2 separate regions of the Homo sapiens genome follow, and region 1 is linked to region 2. Evidence: read pairs that join two places in POLR2A ChIA-PET (ENCODE). Cell type or tissue: A673. All regions are shown on one strand.

Region 1 (8,000 bases), 500 kb after region 2:
TGCATCTGTAGAGAAAATCTACACTGGTGAAATAAACAACCAGGCTTTCTTGGAGGCACCCCCTTATCTGTACCTAGGAAATTATTAACTGAAAGTCTGACACCTACGAAGGTCTGACAGAGCAACTTAACACAGGCTCATGCCTATTCTTTCTAGGAGCTGCTATCTATGAAGTTTCATCTGCATAACTAGACCATCTTTGCCCCAGCCCCTTCTTTCTTTCTCCCTCCCATAACCATGTTCCAAGCCCCTACTCTGCTGTAACCTCAAGATGGTATAAAAGCATCAAGCATCTGGCCCTTTCTCTCAGTTTTCATATTTTGTATGACTCCCATGCCCATATGCTCATTAATACATTTGTAAGCTTTTCCCCCCTTGTTAATCTATTAGCAGTTTGTTTCATAGACTCAAATGATCAAAACTTTAGGGGAAAAAAATCAAATTCAAATTTCCCTAAAGTGGTCACACATCTGGCTAGTGGCAGAGGTGAATTTCAAATCCAGCTCTCTGTAAGGGCCAGTTACTACTGCATCACAATACAACTTATAAAGTGCTCTTACATATTCATTCAAGGTACTGTTGTTATTATTAAACTTGTTTGACTTGAAATAGGTTTACAAACAAAAATCAGCATAAACCACCTAGTTCAACATGTCTGAAAATGTAGCTTCAATATGGGATAATAAAATACAGAAGGTTCATTTGCATTTATTCGTTTTCCAACTTAATTTCAATGGAAAAGAGTAATTCATTTAGAATGTACAAATGGTATTAACGCTCACAATCTCTACTGCAGAAAGGACTCTGGTTAACATTTATAAAGTGGAAGGGGACCAAGTAAGTTTGCCAAAAGGAGGAATATGGAAATTCTGCCCACAGCCAGAACAATGGACATAGATTTGTCAAAACAAAGAACAGTAAAGAGAGGAAAGGCAATTTGTTCAGCCCTTGTAATGCTATTTTATGACTATTTTTCCAGTTGCTAGTTTCCTATTCACTTTAACAAAGAAAAAGATTAAACAAAAAATTTAACATTTTGCAAATTTATATTATCCTTTAGTAGAAGGAAAAATATTGTAAATGGTAAATTATAATATTCAAAGTCCAAACCGAGAAAACAATCTCCAGTCAGATCATTGAATAGCAAAGCGGTCTGTTCCAAAAAGAATCTTCAAAACGCCCACTGTTTATGTTTTGCACAACTTTAAAGTTTTAATGCTAATAATGACTCAATTTAAATGGAGATATCTTTAGGCTGTTATTGCCCTAAAATAATCAATATATTTTATGACTCACACAGCCCATCTTGGCTTCCAGACTGGCCTGTGGATATTATGTTAATAAGCTACATCTGGACAGCTGAGCAACAACATCAGTAATAGAAAGGAGGGTAAATTTAAGCCTCGAGTTTTAAGAACAAAGCTGAAACAACAGGCCTTGAAAATACAGCTACGGCCGGGCTCCATGGCTCACGCCTGTAATCCCAGCACTTTGGGAGGCCGAGGCGGGCAGATCACGAGGTCAGGAGATCAAGACCATCCTGGCTAACACGGTGAAACCCCGTCTCTACTAAATATACAAAAAAATTAGCCGGGCGTGGTGGCGGCACCTGTAGTCCCAGCTACTCGGGAGGCTGAGGCAGGAGAATGGCGTGAACCCGGGAGGCGGAGCTTGCAGTGAGCCAAGATCGTGCCACTGCACTCCAGCCTGGGCAACACAGCAAGACTCCATCTCAAAAGAAAAGAAAACACAGCTACGAAATAATGCCCAAAGCACTCTTTATTTATACATTGTGCAGGCTGCACACTTTTGTCCCTGGCTCACAGACGGGCAGTAGTGAAAACTGCTTTTCAGATACAAGGCTATAGGTATTAAGGATTACCTAAGTCCTTTCAAAACTTTCTTTTTTTTCTTTCTTTTTTTTGAGACTGAGTTTTGCTCTGTTGCCCGGGCTAGAGTGCAATGATGCCATCTCAGCTCACTGCAACCTCTGCCTCCCAGGTTCAAGCAGTTCTCCTGCCTCAGCCTCCCAGGTAGCTGGGATTACAGGCACGGGTCACCACACCTGGCTAATTTTTGTATTTTTAGTAGAGACGAGGTTTCACCATGTCGGCCAGGCTGGTCTCGAACTCCTGACCTCAGGTGATCCATCCACCTCGGCTTCCCAAAGTGCTAGGATTACAGGTGTGAGCCACCACGCCGGGCGTCAAAACTTTTGACTGCAAGTGCACAACATGTTTTTAAGGACTACCTAAATCCTTTCAAAAGTGGTCCTCAAAAACATGTTGTGCACTTGCATTCATAATAACGGTATTTCTTTCTTCCTGCTAAGCCAAATGCTGGTACAAGCCACTGTGGTATCACACATGGCTTCATCATACTATAGTCACCCTTCAAAGGACATTAAGTAGGCTTCCGCTCCTGATCTGTGCAGACACAACACACACACACGTATCCACGAAAAAAAATCAAAGCAAAGAGAGAAGGCTGGGTGCAGTGGCTCACACCTTTAATCCCAGCACTTTGGGAGGCCGAGGTGGGTGGATCAATTGAGGTCAGGAGTTCAAGACCAGCCTGGCCAACATGGTGAAACCCCATCTCTACTCAAAATTCAAAAACTAGCCGGGTGTGGGGGTGGGCGCCTGTAATCCCAGCAACTCGGGAGGCTGAGGCAGGAGACTCACTTGAGCCTGGGAGGCGGAGGTTGCAGTGGGCGGAGGTTGCAGTGAGCCGAGATAGCACCACCGCACTCCAGCCTGGGCGACAGAGCCAGACTACGTCTCTCTCTCTCTCTCTCAAACACACACACACACACACACACACACACACAGTAAACAGAGAGCACAAATTCACAGCTCCAACTCCACCAGTTATTCAAACACACATTAAGGATGTGCCAATTTTATATAGGGACTTTGTTTTTAAATTCTTCTTAGAAACGACCACGGCTTTGCACCAACTGTGAGTTTTAGCTAAGTACTATGCGGTTTTGAGAAAGTTATTTTACTCTGTAATTTCCGCCGGTTTGGAGAGACCGTGCGTAAAGCAGGTAGCCTGCCACCTCCTGTTACGTTGTGGCTGGGTTTTGAAGGAGTACATTCAGGGGCTTGGCGGCTAACGTCCAAGCCCCACCCTAGCAGGTTGTTAAACTCTAACAACTGTGGAAAGTCACTCGGAAGCTCCAGTTTGACTTGCCCTTTGAGGGGCTGGGTGTCTGTGTTGGGAAAGGGTAGCAGGGGTGGGGGTGGAAAGACACTTTGCACAGATCCTTGTTTGCTTAAGACGAGCCTCTGTGGGCATTCTGGGAACACGTGCACAGCTCCAGCAAAACAAAACGGACCCGGGTTTCTGGGGCAGAGGGAAGCGCAGCCCGTTCTACCGTGTTCAGCGGGGTAACTGCGCTTTGCGGGAGCCCCTGCCTTGTAGCTGGAGCTCGTTTCCTTTCCGTGCCTGGGCGAGCGCTGGTTCTCCAGCCAAGAGCACCCTCCCCAGTTGGCGAGCCCTGGCTCTGGGCGGGACCCGTGCCTGGATCCCCTTCTCTGGAGTTCCGCACCTGGGCTTCGGGAGCTGAAAGCGCAAGGGGGCTACAGGACCCGCTTGTTTATTTTTTCTCCTCCCGAAATCCTGTGTCACCTTCCGACCCGCGTTTTCCCCGTGGTCCTGCATCCGACGGGTCCAGGTTTCTCCCTGCAGCAATTTCCTAAGAGGCTGTCTTCCGTCCCCCTCCTTCCCCACACCATGCCCTCAGCTTCCCCACATCGCCCTCCTTAGGGGTGGGCGCAAACCGAGCTCCCCTGGAACTTACACGTGGCCACAGCGGGTCCGGACAGGCTGGTGTAACACCTCAAGGCACACGGCGCAGTCGAAGGACGTGACGGGCAACTCCGGGTCCCTCCTGCGCTCCAGGGCCCGCGCGGTGGCAGAGGCGGGCGCCGATTTGCCGCTGTCGGTGCTCAGCACGGAGCCCATCGCTGTGCCTCTCGCCCAGACAGCTGCGAAGCACTCAGTGCCTGCCGCAGGGTTGTTTTGTTGCCGTGCGGTGGAGGAAGGAAGTCCCGGCCCAGCTGCGATCGCCGCCTCCCAGCTCTCCCAGCTCGCGCAGCCCAGAAGCCACCTCCGCCGCTGCGCCCAACCCTGGTCTAGGGCAGGGCGAGCGCGCGGCCGCGGGGCTGAGATCTTCGGCAAGCCGCCTAGGTTAAGGCGCGGAGGCGGAGGCGGCAGCCGCCCCGTGCTCTGTCTTGTGGTATTGGGAGGATTGAAACCTGAAACCTCAACTGCAGAGAAGAGGACTTGAGGCAGCAGTAAACCTTCCAAGCTATCACACACAGCTGCTTTCCCCACTGTCAGAAGTTAAGTGCGGGCGTGGCCATGCTTAATGATAATCAGAGAACAGCCGCTTTTAAGGTGAAGTGGAAGACCATCCTCCACTGTTGTCATCACAATAAGCTGCAAAAATGACCTATGACCTATGATTGGGCGTCTCCTAAGACGGTGCTATCGCTACTCTGTCATCCAATCAATAGTCCATTAATGGAGAGATAGCCTGGGTAGTGGAAAGAGTCCTGGAGATTAGGATTCCAATCTTACCTCTCCTACAGAGATTCTAGTGCTAAACCCTGCCATCTCCAGTTTCCTCTGCGGCTCAGGATTTCCTCTGTTGTTTGTACGCTCCCCACCCCGCCCTTTAAACATGATCAGCCAGGCGCGGTGGCCCACGCCTGTAATTCCAACACTTTGGGAGGCCGAGGCGGGCTTGAAACTCCTGCTTGAGGGCAGGAGTTCGAGACCAGCCTGGCCAACATGGTGAAACCCCGTCGCTGCTAATAATACAAAAATTAGCCGGGCGTTAATTTACACTTTTTACGAAGACTTATTTAGTGCCCACTGCACGCCAGACTCGGTTCTAGTGATGAAGACACAATCGTCAACAAGCAAACAAAATCCCAGTTCTCACAGAACTTACTTTAAAAAACAAAAACAAAACTTTGAGATAATTATAGATTCACATACAGTTGTAAGAATAGTACATAGTATATAATACACATATACAATAATATATAATATAACACATGGGATATAATAACGCATATAATACATGTACGTATTTAGCAGGCCATAAACTTCACCCAGGCTTTACTTTTAATTAGGAGATATAGGCCGGGTACCGTGGCTCACGCCTGTAATTTCAGCACTTTGGGAGGCTGAGGTGGGAGGATCACTTGAGCACGGGAGCCAAGATCACACTACTGCACTCCGTCCTGTGCGACAGAGTGAGACCATGTCTCAAAAAACAAACCAAGCCGGGGCAGTGGCTCACGCCTGTAATCCCAGCACTTTGGGAGGCAAGAAGGACAGATCACCTGAGGTCAGGAGTTTGAGACCAGCCTGGCCAACATGGTGAAACCCTGTCTCTACTAAAAATACAAAACTTAGCTGGGTGTGAGCTACTTGGGAGGCTGAGGCACAAGAATCGCTTGAACCGGAAAGGTGGAGGCTGCAGTGAGCCGAGATCATGCCACTGCACTCCAGCCTGGGCAACAGAGGGAGACCCTGTCTCAAAAAACCAAAACAGGCTGGGTGCAGTGGCTCACGCCTGAAATCCCAGCAATTTGGGAGGCCGAGGCAGGTGGATCACAAGGTCAGGAGTTCAAGACCAGCCTGGCCAACATAGTGAAACCCCGTCTCTACTAGAAATACATTTCTTTAGTAAAAATTTTTGTACTAAAAATACAAAAATTAGCCAGGTGTGGTGGCACATGCGTGTAGTCCCAGCTACTTGGGAGGCTGAGGCAGGAGAACCACTTGCACCCAAGAGGTGGAGGTTGCAGTGAGCCGAGACCATGCCACTACACTCCATCGTGGGTAACAGAGCGAGACTCTGTCTCAAAAACAAACAACAAACAAAAGGAAGATACATGTAATCAATCCATAAACAAATGAACAAAATCATTTCAGATAATCAGAGCCATGAAGAAGATAAAACAGTAAATGGCAATGAGGAGAAGAATAAGCTCAGAGAAGAATTTTTGGATGAAGTGACATTTGAGCAGAGCCATGAATAATGAAAAGAAGTGAGCCATTCAAAGATTTAGGAAAAAGCGTGGACTGGGAACAGTGAATGAGGCAGAACCAAAGAAAGGAAAGACCTATGGAGCTGGAGCATGGGTGGTGGGGGGCAGGCGGTGGGGGGGGGGAAATAAGATGAAAAGGTAGTTATTCCCATCTTCAAAAGGAAAACAAAAACCTCCCTTTCATCCCACTTATGCCTCAACTCCTGCCCCATATCCGCTTCAAGGCCAAATCTCTTGATCTGATCCTCTACATTTTGTCATCATTTCTTAATTATTCACTTCTTATTCAGTCCAGTCTGGGTTCTGAACCAACCTCTCCACCTCCATCTGTCCAAAAACTGCTTTATTATCAGTGTCACTGGTGACGTTCATGTAACTAATTCCAATAGATTCTTTTCAGCTATTTTTTTTGCTTGACCCCTCAACTATGTTTGTTAGTGCTGACCATCCCCTCCTTCTGGAAACACTCTGACTTTCCCTCTTTCTTTCTGGCTATTGTTTCTTCTCCCTTGCCAGAGTCTCCTTCTCCACTGGCTCTGGGCTGGAGATCCTAGGATTCTGTCTTAGGACCTTTTCCCTTCTCCTCTCTCTCTCTTTCTCTCTTTCTCTTTCTCTCAAAAATCACACAGGTTCTGTCACTATTTCGGTTCCAAAAACTTTCACATCTTTATCTCTACCCCAGGCCATTCAAATGTCCAATAGCCTAATAGCTTACATGACTGACCATTTGACATAAACACCCTCAGCCCAATGTCTCCAATAATGAACTCATTATAGTAGCAGCCTCCTCCAGTGGTTGATCTCTCTTTTAGCAAATGGCACTATGATCCACTTTATAGCTCAGTCTAGACACCTGGAAGTCATCCTTGATTTCTTCCTCTTCCTCATTCACATTGAATCAAGCATAATCACAATCCTGCCTCCAATATGTATCTCAGTAGTTCTTTTTTTTCTGAGATGAAGTCTCTCTCTGTCGCCCAGGCTGGAAGTGTGCAGTGGCGCAATCTCAGCTCACTGCAACCTCTGCCTCCTGGGTTCAAGTGATTCTCCTGCCTCAGCCTCCTGAGTAGCTGGGATTGCAGGCGCATGCCACCACACCCGGCTAATTTTATTATATTTTTGGTAGAGACGGAGTTTCACCATGTTGGCCAGGCTAGTCGTGAACTCCTGACCTCATGATCCGCCTGCCTTGGCCTCCCAAAGTGCTGGGATTACAGGCGTGAGCCACCATGCTCATTTTCTTCTATTTCCATAGCCACCGCTTATTTTAAATCACTGCATTCTCTTGTGTGACTTAATGGCAGTAGTTCCTAACTGCTCTACCCGCATCCATCATTGCCTCTCTCCAGTTTATTATCCACATGGCAACTAAAGTGATCTTTTGAAAAGCAAACATCTTGTGTCACCCCATGCACAAAATCCTTTAATAGCTCTCCTAATCCTTAGGATTAAATTCCAAATCCTTAATATTATCTAAAAATTCCTGCAAGACTTACTTTTGATGGCAGGAATCAGAAATTCAACTAAAAGTGCCTCGTTCAGTAAGGATATTTATTATCGACCAGCTCAGTGGCTTACACCTGTAATCCCAGCACTTTGGGAGGCAGAGGCAGGCTGATCATGAGGTCAGGAGTTCGAGACCAGCCTGGCCAACGTGATGAAACTCCATCTCTAATAAAAATACAAAAATTAGCCGGGCATGGTGGCACACACTTGTAAGCCCAGCTACTCAGGAGGCTGAGGCAGGAGACTCGCTTGAACCCAGGAGGTAGAGGTTGCAGTGAGCCAAGATCATGTCACTGCACTCTAGCCTGGGGCAACAGAGCAAGACTCTGTCTCAAAAAAAAAAAAGATATTTATTATCGAATATGGCAAACTAGTCCAGGTGTAAACAGTTCCAGAGATGTCTCAGCAGCTCAATTATGTCCT
Region 2 (8,000 bases):
TACTTGTCACAAATGAGGGTAGTTGTCACAAATGAGGGTGAGGGGAAGATGCTACTGGCATCTATGTGTAGAGGCCAGGAATGCTGCAAAAATATCCTACAAATGCACAGGACCACCACCTACAGTTTTTTAAAAAGTATCCAGCCTGGAATAGGCTGAAACGTTCCATTTTCCTACCTCCCTAAACCTTCCTGGCACTCTCCCCAGATGATTCTAACAAATCTAATGAGGACTGTAGTGATTGGAAACCAGATTTCATCTCCACTCCAGTAACTATACACGAGAAACCCATTTAACATCCTAACTGGATATAGTTTTTTTTGGTTCATTTTTTTTTACCTCCTCAGATCCAATGACCTTTACTTCCTCTTCACTCCAGCCACATAATCACACAACCATTGCTTAGACCTTGTCACCATGAAAACTACATGACTTCGTCTGCCTTCTTTCTGGCTCTTCTAATGAACATGGACCTATCCAGGTTAACCAACACTCCTAGGGGAAAAGGAGGGAAAATTTGCTTTTTTTTTTTTTTCAAGAGTGTTGGGAGGAGTGGGGCATGAGGATCCAGGCCCTGTTACACATATATCACCAGTAGCTAGGTCCCAAATATCCACGGATTCTCTTACGTAGTGATCTTGGCTGACCTATATTGGAAAATCAGTTCTTGTATCTACATTTAGGCCTAGATTAAAAGTTGAAACAGTTTATTCCACCCACTTTCCCCTAGACTCCACCAGATTGCTCTGTTTGGGGGAGGTGTTTCTGCCCAAGTGTTTCTTGCTGTACCCAATAAGACAATTATCAAGACTGATAGCAGAAAACAGCAGAAAGCAGCCACCAAGAAAGACAAGAGGAAGACAAACCAAAAGGAAAGCAACCCAGAGAAGACGATCTACCATCAGAAAAGTGGGTCTCAGTTGGATCTTTGATTTTGATCTTAGTATGGCTTCTACATGGGGGTAGATAAACACAGATGAGAGAAAGGGCCTATGCCCCCAGGGGTTCACGTGTATCCTTAACATTTCCTTTGAATATTGTTCCTTCTTCAATGACCCCAATGGATTTAATAGCCAACCCTAAGGTCATCTACAGGTGTTGAAGTCCCTCTCAAGGAAGAAGAGTAGAGAAGTTTAGACCTGTCTGCCCCTTTCTTGCCATTCCCCTACATGTCCATTCCAGACCAACAAAATGGATGTTCAAGTTGCTCACTGGCCTTTCCACCTCCAGGTTTTCCCTTCCCAGTCCTCCATTTTTGCTGATGCTTCTTCTACAGCTTCCTTTTCTGTGTCTTTACTCTTGCACTCTCTGTGCCCACACTGGTCTTCCCCTTTTCTTCATCAACTGACATTAATTCCTTTGTTGTTCAGGTAGGTATTTTGAAGCCATCCCTGATCCCCTGAGTCTGGATAAGCAACCCCCAAATTTTTGTTCACAAAGTATATATGTCACTATTGTTGTTACCATCACATTATATTGAAAATATCCATTAGGTTGGTGCAAAAGTAATTACAGTTTTTGCAATTACTTTTGCACCAACCTAATATTTAGAAATAGTAGGTCTTCTCCTCTGGACTCTGAAGTATTTTAAGGCAAACTCATCCTATTAACTTTTTAATCCTCTGCACTATGCCTGGTACAAAGAATACACACAATAAATGTTTAACTGAATTAACTAAACATATCGTAAGAGAACGTCAACATACGGTCAATGTTTCATTCACTCGACACATATTTACTGAGTATCTACCATGTGCTAGGTATATGAAAAGCTATTCAATTATATTCTTTTATTCTCTGTAGGAGTGCTTTTCAAGTGTAAAAATTTTGACCTTTGCAAATATTTAGTGCAAGACTATTTTTATTGCAGTTAAAATAAAACTTAAAATGTTCCCCTACAATCAGCTATGCATTAGCATGCACAGCCTAATTAAAAAGCAAGAACTGTAACAGGAGAAAGGAGATGGGCCATACATGGCTTGCAAAGAAATGAACTAACTTGTACAATAAAGATGAGAAATTCTATATCTTAAAGGTCAAATGAACATTGTCAAACTAGTTTTTCCACTTGGGCCCCTAGTTATAAGATTGGAGATACAGCATTTTAAAAATCATATATAAATATATTTTTATCTTCACTTTATAAAGAAAAAATATATCCTTATAAATAATGGAAAATGGTCTTTGTTATGATTTCAAATAGGCCAAGACCCCAAAGTGTCTTATCACTATCTTTGGTTGGTATAAATGTGATCTCAGCAACTAGGATAGGGTCATCTAAATGTTCTTATTCAGAATTGTTCAGCCATTTTGTTATTTACAAATTAAATTATTTTGGAGGATTAGAGGACTAGTGACCACTTTTTAGTTAAATTAGAAAAAGAGCAAATTTCCCAGGAAAAACATTTTGCTTTGAGGGTAGAACCAAGGAGTTGCAGGGACTTAAGGCTTCATTTTGAAATTTAAAAACTAAACCAGGATAAAACTATGAATCTATTTGTGGTAAAAACCACGGTTTTTGTCTTTATGTTCCACAAACTTAGTACAGCATGCAGTGCAAAATAAGAGCTAAATTAATATGTTTCATTTTTAATGGATAAATTATTCCCTCTTTATTACCATTAACTCACTAGTTGTTCCTTTGTTATTTCTATGTAATATTCCATGACGTGGGTGATCCACAGTTAACCATTTATGACACACTTTGTCATTTCCAGTTTTGAAAAATTACAAATAAAGCTGCTATGAATGTTAATATCCAGGTTTTTGTGAAGACATAAACTTTTATTTCTCTGGGATAAATTTTGAGAAGTATGACATAATTATTTCAAATATAAGCCATGAAGTAAAGCTATATTACATAATAGTGAATCTATAGAGTGATTGGCATATCATAATCAGAAATTTCATTTCATTTGAAGAAATGCTAGCAGAAATGCTTGCTAGCATTTCTTTAAATGGCATATGCTTTGCACATTTCTGATTTCTGCCTCTGCCTCCTAAGATCTTTGTATTTTTACTTCATATGAAATTCATGTCATTCTCTCCTAGAGCTCTTTAAAATCTATGTTTGATGATGAATACACTTGCATTCTTACACCAGAGATTCTCAGAGTGTGGTCTGAGGATGCATGTGTCTCAATAACTTTTTAAGGGAATCTGTGAAGTCAAAACAATTTTCATAATAATTTGAAGATACAACTGGCCTTTTCACCCTCATTCTTTCCCAAGTCTACATGATACATATGGACATCATTACTAACGGAATATATGCTTGTATACTAAAATTTCTAATTTCACTTTTTATACTATATATATAGTATATATATATTTTTATATATGTATAAATAGATATAACCCATATAAACAAAAGCTTTTGGGGGTCTTTAATAATTTTAAGAGTGCAAAGAGTTTCTGAGACCAAACAATTTGAAATCACTAGTTTTCATCATTTGTGTTATTTCTGGTTGTTCTGTGTATCTTCTTATACTATAGAGCTTCAATGGCAGGAACTATATTTTTGCAGTTCTTTACAACTATCAACAGTGCTTACAACAGTGATATGGGAACACAATAAATAGTGATAAATGGATGATAAAATGAAGATGTGACAATAAAACAATAATAGCCTTGTTTTTCTGAAACACATTTATAAAATGTAGTTTAAGAGGGAAATTATTTGAGCTATAAGACAACTTTCATTCTTAATTTTCAGATATAGGCTTCATGATTCTATTTGAAACAGTATCTGAAAAGTATCAGAAGTAGACTTATTTGGGTAGAGGTTTTGGGAGAGAACTGATATGTTTTATCATTTACCCAAATGTCACCCTCTATTGGAAGAAGAATTAATAGGATAGAACTTCGAATGGGTCCCTACTCAGCTACCTCCTGCCACATGCTCATATACTAGAAAGAAGCCATTTTTTCATGGAAATAGTAGATTAAAGATCTACTATTTCATTTTCAGGGGTAGAATAACAACACATGTATAGAAGATGGAACCTCTCTTGCCTCCTCAAAATTTTCTAAACTGGCCAGGCATGGTGTCTCAGGGCTGTAATTCCAGCACCTTGAGAGGCCAAATCAGGAGGATCACTTGAGCCCAGGAGTTCAAGACCAGCCTGGGCAACATAGCAAGACCCCATCTCTACAAAATAATTTTTAAAATTAGGTGTGTGCCTATAGTCCCAGCTACTCTGGAAGCTGAGGCAAGAGGATCACTTGAGCCCAGGAGTGCAAACCTGCTGTGGGCTATGATCCTGCGTGACACAGTGAGACCCTGCCTCAAAAAAAAAAAATTCTAAACTGTGGTGTTTTTTTTTTTTGTAGGGGGGAGGTGGTTGTATACAGAAAGACAAACTGTTGAAACATGACATTTGTATGGATCTCTGAGTGAAAAAATTCACTCTTAAAAGGTCACATACTGTATGATTCCATTCATATAATGTTCTCAAAACAAGATTCTAAACATGGAAAAGAGATTAGTAGTTGAGAATTACTGTTTAGGGATCATGACAAGGGAGGGGGTAGGGAGATGAATGTGACTATAAGGGGGTGGCAGGAAGAAGATCTTGGTATTGATGGAATAGTTCTGCATCTTTTTCTGGTGGTCACATGAATCAACACGTGTTGAAATGTCACAGAGCTATACACACACATTTTACCAATGTCAATTTCCTATAAAATGTAACCATCAGGAGAAAGTAGGTGAAGGTACACTGAACTTCTCTGTACTATTTCTGGAACTTCCTGTGAATCTATAATTATTTTAAGACATAAAAGGTTTTTGGTTTTTGTTTTTTGAGATGGACTCTCACTCTGTTGCCCAAGCTGGAGTGCAGTGGCGCAATATCAGCTTGCTGCAACCTCCACCAGGTTCAAGCAACTCTCCTGCCTCAGCCTCCCAAGTAGCTGGGATTACAGGCACCTGCCACCATGCCCAGCTAATTTTTGTATTTTTAGTGGAGATGGGATTTCACCATGTTAGCCAGGCTGGTCTCGAACTCCTGACCTCAAGTGATCCGCCCACCTCTGCCTCCAAAAGTGCTAGGATTACAGGTGCCTGGCTAAAAAGGATTTTTAAAATAATTTTTAAGCCACAGTGCCTGGCTAAAAAGGATTTTTAAAATAATTTTAAGACGGAGACCTCAATATGAACTCCTGTTTAGCTTAATATAGATAAATGGTTACATTTAGAAATATTTATAGACATGTGTACTGTTATGAGCTGAATTTTGTCTCCCCCAACCACATAAATTCATATGTTGAAGTCCTAATCCCCAGTACCTCAGAATGTGGCTGTATGTGGAGATAAGGCCTTTAAGGGGGTAATTAAGGTAAAATGAGGTTATGTGGGTGGGAACTAATCCAGCATGGCTGGTGTCTTTGTAAGAAGAAGAGATTAGGACAGACACACACACAGGAAAAACCATGCAAGGACACAGAGAAGGTGAACATCTGCAAGCCAAGGAGAAAGCCCCCAGAAGAAATCAATCTTGCTAACACCTTGATCTCAGACTTCCAGTCTCCAGAATTGTGAGAAATTTCTGTTGTTTAAGCCACCCAATCTATTGTGTTTTTACAATAGGTTGTTACAGCAACCCTAGCAAGCTAATGCATATACATAGGTTTGCATTTATACATATTTATATACTCATACATATATTTTCTTTCTCTATCAGCTGAGAGGGCATAAATGCAATGACACTCCAGTAGTAACAAGCACACCTAGCACCCAAGTCTTGGTTTCTAATACCATTCTCTTATAAAAGAGGCCAAGGCTACTTCGAGTAATGGCTGATTCTAAGATTGGGGCAGGAAATCTACAAGATGACTCTGGAATGTCTTGCATCTCCAAAAAAGAAGGAAGTGCTGAAAAAGAAAACCACAGTGATGGGGATACATGAAAGGGGAACAGGAGCCAGCTGAAAGGGCTCCCAGTGGCCAAAGCTGGAACCATTTGAGCAACAAAATAAATAAAATAGTAGAGGATTATTCCCAAAGTATAAAATAAAAATCTATCAGTTCATCCTGTATATGTAAAGAATATACTTTTTTTTTTTTCTGTAGACAGGATCTCACTTTGTGACACAGGTGGGAGTAAAATGGCACCATCTCAGCTCATTGCAGCCTCAAGCTCCTGGGCTCAAGCAATCTTTCTGCCTCAGGCTCTGGAACAGCTGGGAGCAGAGGCACACATCACCATACCCGGCTAATTTTTGTATTTTTTTGTAGAGATGGGGTTTTGCCATGTTGCCCAGGCTGGCCTTGAACTCTTGCTCAAGCAATCTGCCCACCTCAGCCTCCCAATGTGCTGAGATGGAGTTTCGCTCTGTCACCCAAGCTGGAGTACAGTGGCACGATCTCAGCTCACTGCAAACTCTGCCTCCCTGGTTCAAGCGATTCTCTTGCCTCAGCCTCCTGAGTAGCTGGGGTTACAGGTGCCCGCAACCACGCCCCGCCAATTTTTGTATTTTTAGTAGAGATGAGGTTTCACCATGTTGGCCAGGATGGTCTCGAACTCCTGACTTCATGATCCGCCTGCCTCAGCCTCCCAAAGTGCTGAGATTACAGGCATGAGCCACCATGCCTGGCCTCGTTTTGCTTTTTTCATGGATTTTTTAAATTTAGTAGGCCATGGCATTGAGCCTAGATTTGTTCAAGTGTAGGACAAGATAGAAGAGTGGTTTACCGTTTAATAAGATGTCATGATTGTAAGCCTAAAGCCCTTAAGTCTGATATGATCCTGACCAGAAAATTGCTTCATATTCTTGCAAAAGAGAAAACTACCTATTTTAAGCAGATATGTGTAAGATGAACTGGAATCAGAAGAGATTAAAAGTGGTAAGACTAACTCAGAATTTTGCAATAATACAGGTGAAAGATATCAGAATGCCTATGAAATCTTTTTTTGCTTGAGGCTTTTTACGTCTTTTTGTCTTTGGCATTTAATATGTTGTAATGACAGACAGTATCTTCTAACTATCTTTTTTCTTAACATTAAGTCCTTGCTAACTCATTAAGATTTGGGAGCTTCTGCAGTATGTGATATGTTTATATACAATAATACCACTTAAGCTAACCTTGATAAAGAGCTTAAGAGAGGGTTAATTTTTACTTGGGGAAAGGGTAAAAACTATTCTCTGAGTATCAGTACCATGTAAGTAACTAATGCATTGCAGAAAAACCAAACAGTTACTTTCTTACGTCTTCTTTGTCCGATCTGGTTGTAAACTTTGATTGCAGGGATTGTATCTTACATTTATTTGTCTCCAGATTAACATTTAGTTCACTGCCTTACCCGGTGCTCCATGCATTGTTGTGGATTTTGGCTTTATAAAATAGTCATCATTTTCAGAGAGAAAATTTAAAGAGTGACACCTTGTAGTAGCAAAAAATAGTCTATGACTCAAATATTAAAATCTCAGGATTGATTAATGTATCTCCATTCTAAACAATGGGATTTTTAATTGCCAATTAGAATAATTACCAACTTTTAAATGAAGATTTACTATGGACCAGCCACTGTGATAAGTGCTTTACAATGCTCAATATTATCTCATTTAATCCTCCTAATAATGCTTTAGGTAGCTATTATCATTATTCTCCTCATTTACAGATGAAAAACAGGCTTAAGGAAGTTAATTGTGAAATAATTAATTACATTTTATTAATGCATTCTTTCTTAGTATCATAAAGTCTACAAGTTTCTTTTCTAAATAATCTTTATTTTCTTTTCTGTGAACTCAAAATGTCTTAGATTTTCTAAATTTGTTACTAAACACAGGCTTTCTTAAATTACTACTACTCTTCCTTAAAGAAGATGTTAGTATGATTCTAGTAAAAAGTAAGTTATCTTGTCAAGAACTAGAAATCAGTTGTCCTGTTAAATACAAAGTCATCATTTAATGGTTTAATGTGTGTGTATTTAAAAACAGATGAACATGCTTTTTCTGATTTAGGCTATAGAGTTATACAAACCTAAATTTGTTAATTAT

What was found. Peaks named below come from ENCODE experiments on the same cell type or tissue, not always from the same donor. Only the 100,000 strongest peaks of a DNase experiment are listed, where the experiment ranks them.
Region 1: POLR2A ChIA-PET joins it to region 2 with 20 read pairs; 2 of 35 experiments call an interaction of 5 or more read pairs at or near these places.

What each region holds. Positions count from the first base shown.
Region 1 is chr18:32,014,833-32,022,832 of GRCh38, reverse strand. RNF125 (ring finger protein 125) reads right to left here and starts at 4,008. Exons shown (of 6, transcript NM_017831.4): 1 at 3,806-4,008. The coding sequence starts at 3,969. RefSeq lists enhancers at 3,247-3,296, 2,941-3,813, 4,113-4,407, 3,814-4,686 and a silencer at 4,113-4,407. In A673, no CTCF peak of the experiment used is centred here; a DNase peak (open chromatin) is centred at 4,142; H3K4me3 peaks cover 1,744 bases; H3K27me3 peaks cover 375 bases.
Region 2 is chr18:32,519,711-32,527,710 of GRCh38, reverse strand. No RefSeq gene overlaps it. Among named protein-coding and RNA genes, the nearest start is that of GAREM1, 53 kb to the right of the region's middle. In A673, no CTCF peak of the experiment used is centred here; no DNase peak of the experiment used is centred here.